Linked DNA regions of Mus musculus: region 1 is linked to region 2. A link is a loop called in an ENCODE intact Hi-C map of the cell type or tissue named here. Cell type or tissue: left cerebral cortex. All regions are shown on one strand. Links, peaks and the distances in the headings refer to the core of each region. The heading gives the core; the rest is flanking DNA. Region 1 holds the start of Medag (mesenteric estrogen dependent adipogenesis). Region 2 has its middle 10 kb from the start of Gm35704.

What was found. A loop is a pair of places that touch in the nucleus more often than their neighbours do. Peaks named below come from ENCODE experiments on the same cell type or tissue, not always from the same donor. Only the 100,000 strongest peaks of a DNase experiment are listed, where the experiment ranks them.
Region 1: it touches region 2 in a loop (6-fold over the local background); 3 of 42 quality-filtered maps call a loop at or near these places.

The regions. Positions count from the first base shown.
Region 1 is chr5:149,409,944-149,412,851 of GRCm38, forward strand. Medag (mesenteric estrogen dependent adipogenesis) reads left to right here and starts at 1,806. Exons shown (of 5, transcript NM_027519.4): 1 at 1,806-2,312. The coding sequence starts at 2,035. In left cerebral cortex, for the core only: no CTCF peak of the experiment used is centred there; DNase peaks (open chromatin) are centred at 1,031, 1,432, 1,709, 2,218 and 1 more place; H3K4me3 peaks cover 1,057 bases; H3K27ac peaks cover 2,233 bases.
Region 2 is chr5:149,336,111-149,339,018 of GRCm38, forward strand. No RefSeq gene overlaps it. Among named protein-coding and RNA genes, the nearest start is that of Gm35704, 10 kb to the right of the region's middle. In left cerebral cortex, for the core only: no CTCF peak of the experiment used is centred there; DNase peaks (open chromatin) are centred at 1,261 and 2,066; H3K4me3 peaks cover 1,521 bases; H3K27ac peaks cover 2,318 bases.

The DNA of each region.
Region 1 (2,908 bases), core at 97-2,596, 74 kb after region 2:
GCAGCAGCAGCAGCAGCTTAGAGTAGATGGATTCACCAGCAAGAATGAAAGCCAAAATAGGCAGAGCCTTCTTTCTTCCATGCACCTTCATCTTTATAGCTATCAGAATCACTGCCCATATTTGGGGTACATCTCTCCACATTAATTAAATCAAACAATTTCCAACAAACATAATCACAATCCAACCTGGTGTAGATAATCCATCAATGACGATTATCCATTCAGGTGATTCTAGGTTGTGTGAAGTTGACAATCAAAGCTGACCATCCAGGCACCCAACAGGGCCATTTAAAGCTCTGAGGCTAGAAGGCTGCCCCTGTGCCTTGATGACATCACTATTACCCAAGTATGGGCACATGAGGATGGCTAGATCTTCAGGCTGTCACCTCTTAACTATAAGCATAAGCCTTGCATTGTCTCCTGTCACTTATCCCAGCAACTCCATTTCTGAGAGGGGAGGGAGTGCAGAAAAGATGGAAAGTGTAATGGTGTGTTACCATAGTAAGAGAAAACAAAGTGATTTTAATGTTGCAGTAAAGGAAAGTCTAGACAAAGAAGAGTGCATTCCTTTGATGGAAAATAGCTTAGTGGTTTGAAATAGTTTACCAAGGCAGTGCTGTTTGAAACACAACGTGCTTCTTACCATCAAATGAAGCAAGCAGAATAAAAATTCTACAACACCTGGGGTGAGGGTGCTGGAGAGATGATGGTTCGGTGGTTATGAGGTGTGCATACATACATGCAAACACTCATACACACACACACACACACACACACACACACACACACACAAATAAAAATAACTTAAAACCTTCAAAAGTAAATGGCAAAAGTGAAATGTAGCAGAAATGCTTCTGTTTGAATCAATTAAACCCAGGCTCTATGGAGGCTCTCAGAGACAAACTGAAGATAGACTCTAAATTTTACCTCTCGGCGCTGCCTGGAGTCTCATGCCAGCTTACCGAGAGCAGAGACTCAGTCAATGTAATTGCTGGAACACATGCCTGCTCCTCTGTTAGACTACAAGTTGGATGATAACAGGGGTTGTGGTTATCCACCCACATTCTCAGGATTTAGCTTATTCTTCATCTTCTACTAGATAGGCTGGAAATAGTCATTTAATTAAATTGAAAGGAATAGTCTTTTCATCCCTCAGGAGACGTGTGAGCACGTAGCCAGAGCACTCAAATATTTATAAACTGAGCAAATTAACAGATTCTGGGACTAGGGCTGGGAAGGCCTGCTAGGGGACTTCCCGCTTGAATCCAAGCACAAAGCTGTCAAGGGGCCACCGGGCAGCGAAAAGCAAGAGGGTCAAGGTCTGGAGTGCACAGGGGATGCAGGAAAACCTTTTGGGAAAGTGGCAGGCCTTCATGGAAGGATGCTGGGTGGGAACCCGCTCCAGGAAGTGCTGAGAGAAGGAAAAGCTGGGTCATCTAGGTGGAGGTGGAGTGAGCTGCAGACAGATGAGGCATAGAATGGGGGATGTAGATACGGATGCAGCAACTCCCAGCCTAAGCTGACAGCCCCTGGGCCCCAGGTGGAGAAGTGGTCAGGAACGCTTTGTGGTACCTGAGGGATTAATCGGCGCTGAGCCAGGCCTGGGCATCTGTCGTGGGGAGGATGCTGCACCATGCAGTGTGGACCAGGCAGGGAGGGCCCCGCGCGGGGGCTGAGTGTCTGACCCGAGTGGGATGACTAAGTTAGTCTTGGCTGTGAGCAGGCGAGGTGGGAGCATGCCAAGTTATGAAACACTGATTGCTCTGCCGGAGCGGAGGAGCATCTGGGGTCCTGCCTGGGGGCCGGAGGGGCGTGCCTGGTGCCTGATAAAAGGGGCTGCGCAGCGCGGGGACCGCTTTCTCAGTGTCCTGCCTGCAGCGCTCCACAAGGGTGGGCAACCTTCAAGGTGACAAGAGGGCTCCTGAGCTACTTACTACTTGCACGCAGCCCAAGGTAGCTCGGGACAGACCACAGATTTACTCCTCCCACTTAGCGACCCTCAGGGTAGGAAGGGGACAGAGCCACAGCCTGAGTATGGCCACTGCAGCGTGCGAGCCTGTGGCCAGACCCAGCCTGACCTCCATTTCATCCGGGGAGCTGCGCAGTCTGTGGACGTGCGACTGCGAGCTGGCCCTGCTGCCCCTGTCGCAGCTGCTCCGCCTACAGCCTGGTGCCTTCCAACTGCGCGGTGAGCAGCTCCTGGTGCCCGGGCCCGGGGAACCCGCGGCCGCACGTGGGGGCTTCAACGTCTTCGGGGACGGCCTTGTGCGCCTAGAAGGGCAGCTCTATCGCCTCAGCAGCTACATCAAGAGGTAGGTGGCCACACCGTGTGCTCTAGCCTGGAGCAAATCCTCTATCTGGCTGCTGCCCTGTCTCTGGTAGACTGGGGACTGGAGATGGAGATAACCTACCTGCCACCCTACAGCCCGAACCCTCCTCCCCCCAGCCCCCAAGCAGGTAACTAGGGCGTTTTGCTGAGAATGTAGGGAGGATCGGGTGGGAAGCACACTCAGTCCCACCCAACAAGCTGGTGGCAAGTTTTTTCCATTCTGCCCTTAAACTAGGTCGGATGAGCTCAGTGTGCAGGCACAACCCTCAGGAGATGTCTTGGATGCGGATCCTCGCACCTAGCTTTAGTTATGAGCGAGAATAACTTTATGCAGCTGGAGCATGCAGATAGTTCATTTTCCCAGAGTAATTGCTCTCTCGGTGTTTCTTAAACCAAGCAACTATAGTGAAGAAGAAAAAGGGCCCCCAGAACCCCAGACCCCGTGTTGGCTCTTGGGTGAATAGACAGCTTGGGCAGAAATAAGGGCAAAGATAGCTTCGTGGTTTTTTGCAGAGCACTGTGAGACCCTGGCCTTTATCCAGTGGTCCTCAGGAGCTGTCGTGGCCAAGAGGACTCAGA
Region 2 (2,908 bases), core at 137-2,636:
TAATGACCTGAGGGCATGTCCAGTACTGGAGCAAAAAGGTTAATTAGGGAGCTGGGGCATCTCTGTTCTCTGTGTCCAGCCCGACTAATCGTTCTGTGAGGATGGTTTTTAGGGTCTATGTGAATGAGGCACATTTAGGCAAGAAACTCAGGTAATTGGTAGGTTACAAACTGCCATGTGGTGTCCTCATGATCTCATAGTCCCTGCGTTGCCTCTTCTGGCCTCGATCCCCTTGATGCTGCTTTGCCTACAGTCCACTTCTGCTCTGCAGGCTCCTGTCATGATCTTTTCCCTATCAAGTAGAGGACCCGCTAACATGGATAAGGGCACCTTTTCTGAGCAGGGAGTGGGAGGACTGATCTGCGGAGGTGGGTGGTGGCTGCCCAGGCCTTGCTTTGGGCACAGGATTCCCATTTCGGGAAGTACACGATGCCCAGTAACAAGACATTGAGCTAGATGTGGTTCCTCAGTCTGAGGAAGTCTCAGGGTTCAATCTAGGAAGTACCCATAGTAGTTATCCAGTATAAGTAGCCAGATAGGACTCGGCTATCCTCAGAGGAGGGAGAGGCCTCAGGGCTCAGGATGTCTGCTCATCACAGGGACCTTTGATGGGTGGTGTGTGTGCTTCTGAGATCCTGGATTGGGTGGCTAGCTTCTCCTCTGTCCTCCAGGGAAGTTACTCAGCCACGTGCCTCTCCTGCCATCTTAGAGTCTCCCCAGGAGATCTCAATGTGACATAGTTAGCAGCGGGAACCAGCTAGCCAGCTGGGGACCAGCTATCAAGGTGTGGTAATGGGTGGGGGTGTCTTTCCATACATATCATATCACAAGAGTGCGGGCTTCATGGCTGCCCCATGAAGCCTTTCTGTCAGGTTAGACCCTCTGACTAGAGAGAGGCGAGGAGTATAGAGTCTCCGGGTATAGGTGTGAGGAGGTAGATGATGGATAGCAACAGAGATTTGAGAATTGGGGATAGGGGTCTCCATTAACCTCTACTTCAAATCTGTCCTCCATCCCAGCATCTCATGAATTCATGACTGCTCAAGGAAACCCAATTGCTGGCTCCGTTCAGTATGCTGGAAGGTGCTATGTGCAGGCTGCCTGCTAGACACCACATCACCGTGGCACAGTGGACGCTTGGAGGATGGGGCAACTCTGTGTTGGTCACCCTGGGGGTATCAGTAGCGGGGGTGTCTCCCACCACCCATCTGGCAGAGGCTAGAGGGTACCGTGTCACCTGGAGACTGTCACGGCTCCCACAGTCATTCCGACCCCTCTGCGGGGAGTGGCTTTGAATGTGGGCATCGCCTAACCATGTCCAACTGGGAGAAAGCAGACAGCCTCTCTGCTGTGGAAATTCTTTAGTGCTAAAATAGCCTGAATTGGCTTATAAGGGTTAGACGTGTAGAGACCAGAGCTGGCAAAACTTAGTTATGCAGAAAAGAGAAGCAAGATTAAGGGCATATGGTGACATTCCCCAACCTTCATGAATGCAGACTGATTTAATCCACAGACAACTTCACACCCTAGGTATTATGTTTATTCTCATAGGAAATGATGCACAGACGTATTTAGCCACCCTACAGAGTTACACAACAACAAGGAGGCAGAACTGGGGCTATGATCCCAGGCAGGACAGCAGGAAGATCTGTGTCTGTGCTCGGAAATGGCCGAGGCAGCGTGGGAGCGCTCAGGGTTCATCCCCAGAATCTCTTTCTGTTATCGGTGCGATCTCACACGAGCTTCGGTTTCTTTAGTTGAGTGTGAAAGAGATCCACTCTATCTTACCAGGACACAGAGGGTTTACATGAGCTGATATTGTCTCCGGTTTTGCTGGCAAGCCAAAATCCACTCACCCGGACCTGGACTCTATGTGGCTTCTTTAAATAAACTGCTGCACGGACCAGCAGCTCAATGGATGAAGCCTCATCCGGCTTTAGACAGGAGCCCTGTATCCAGTTTGTGGCGCCATGGAAAACCCGTGAGACTTTTTTGCTTGTCGCTGCCTTGCCAGCTCAGCCCAAACCCTTCTGGTGAGGCAGGCTGCTGCTGTTCTCTTTGCTGAGGGTGAGGGGTGGGGTTGTGGCTGGCAGCCTGTTGGGCCTGCGCAGTCCTGCCAGGGTCTCACCATAAGCTCTTGATATCAGCAGAGGCCGTGGGCCTGGCAGGGGAAGGCTGGAGCCATCCTGTCCAGCCAAACACCAGGTCTCTGGAAAATAGTGGAGAGCAGGAAGCAGGCCTGTGTGGGAGAGGATGCGCGGCAGCCTGGGTACCACTCACTTCTTGCTTTATATCAGCTGACCAGGGATGCTCAGCAAAATAACGATGAGGGCAGCTACGGAAGGGCAGTCCCAGAAAAATCTTCCTCCAGGCAGCGGAAAAGAATCTCATTTCTGAAGACAGGGAAGGGGTGAAGGGTCGAGGGTGGGGTGGGGCCTAGGTTGGGTGCACCGGTGGTCCTTTGTCTTAGAACATGATCCAGAATAATAAGTACCAGGTGTTTTCACTTATAGTATAGGGCTCAGCGAATATTCAAGGGCCCTTCTCGGGGCTTTTCTTTTTTCTACAAACCTAGAGTTTTTCTTTCACATCTGATCTCTGAACGCTTTTAGGTTTCTTGTCTTTCTTTCATAGATGTGTTTTTCTGGCATGCAATGATGCCCACTTCTTGTGCTGAGGGTGGGGGCGGAGTTGACCCAGGGCTATGCACGGCCCAGGACATAGGCTTCTCAGCGGAGCCACACCAAGCTCTAGCCTGCTCCTGCTCACAAACTTGAGCTACAAGTCCCAGGGTTTACACCTCAGTTGGAGCCCTGAGCCACCGCTAAAAATAGCCTGCCACTGACAGCCACCCTCCTCCTTGCTTCTGGACTCAGAGCTGTGCCACTAAAGATTCACAAGGCTAAAT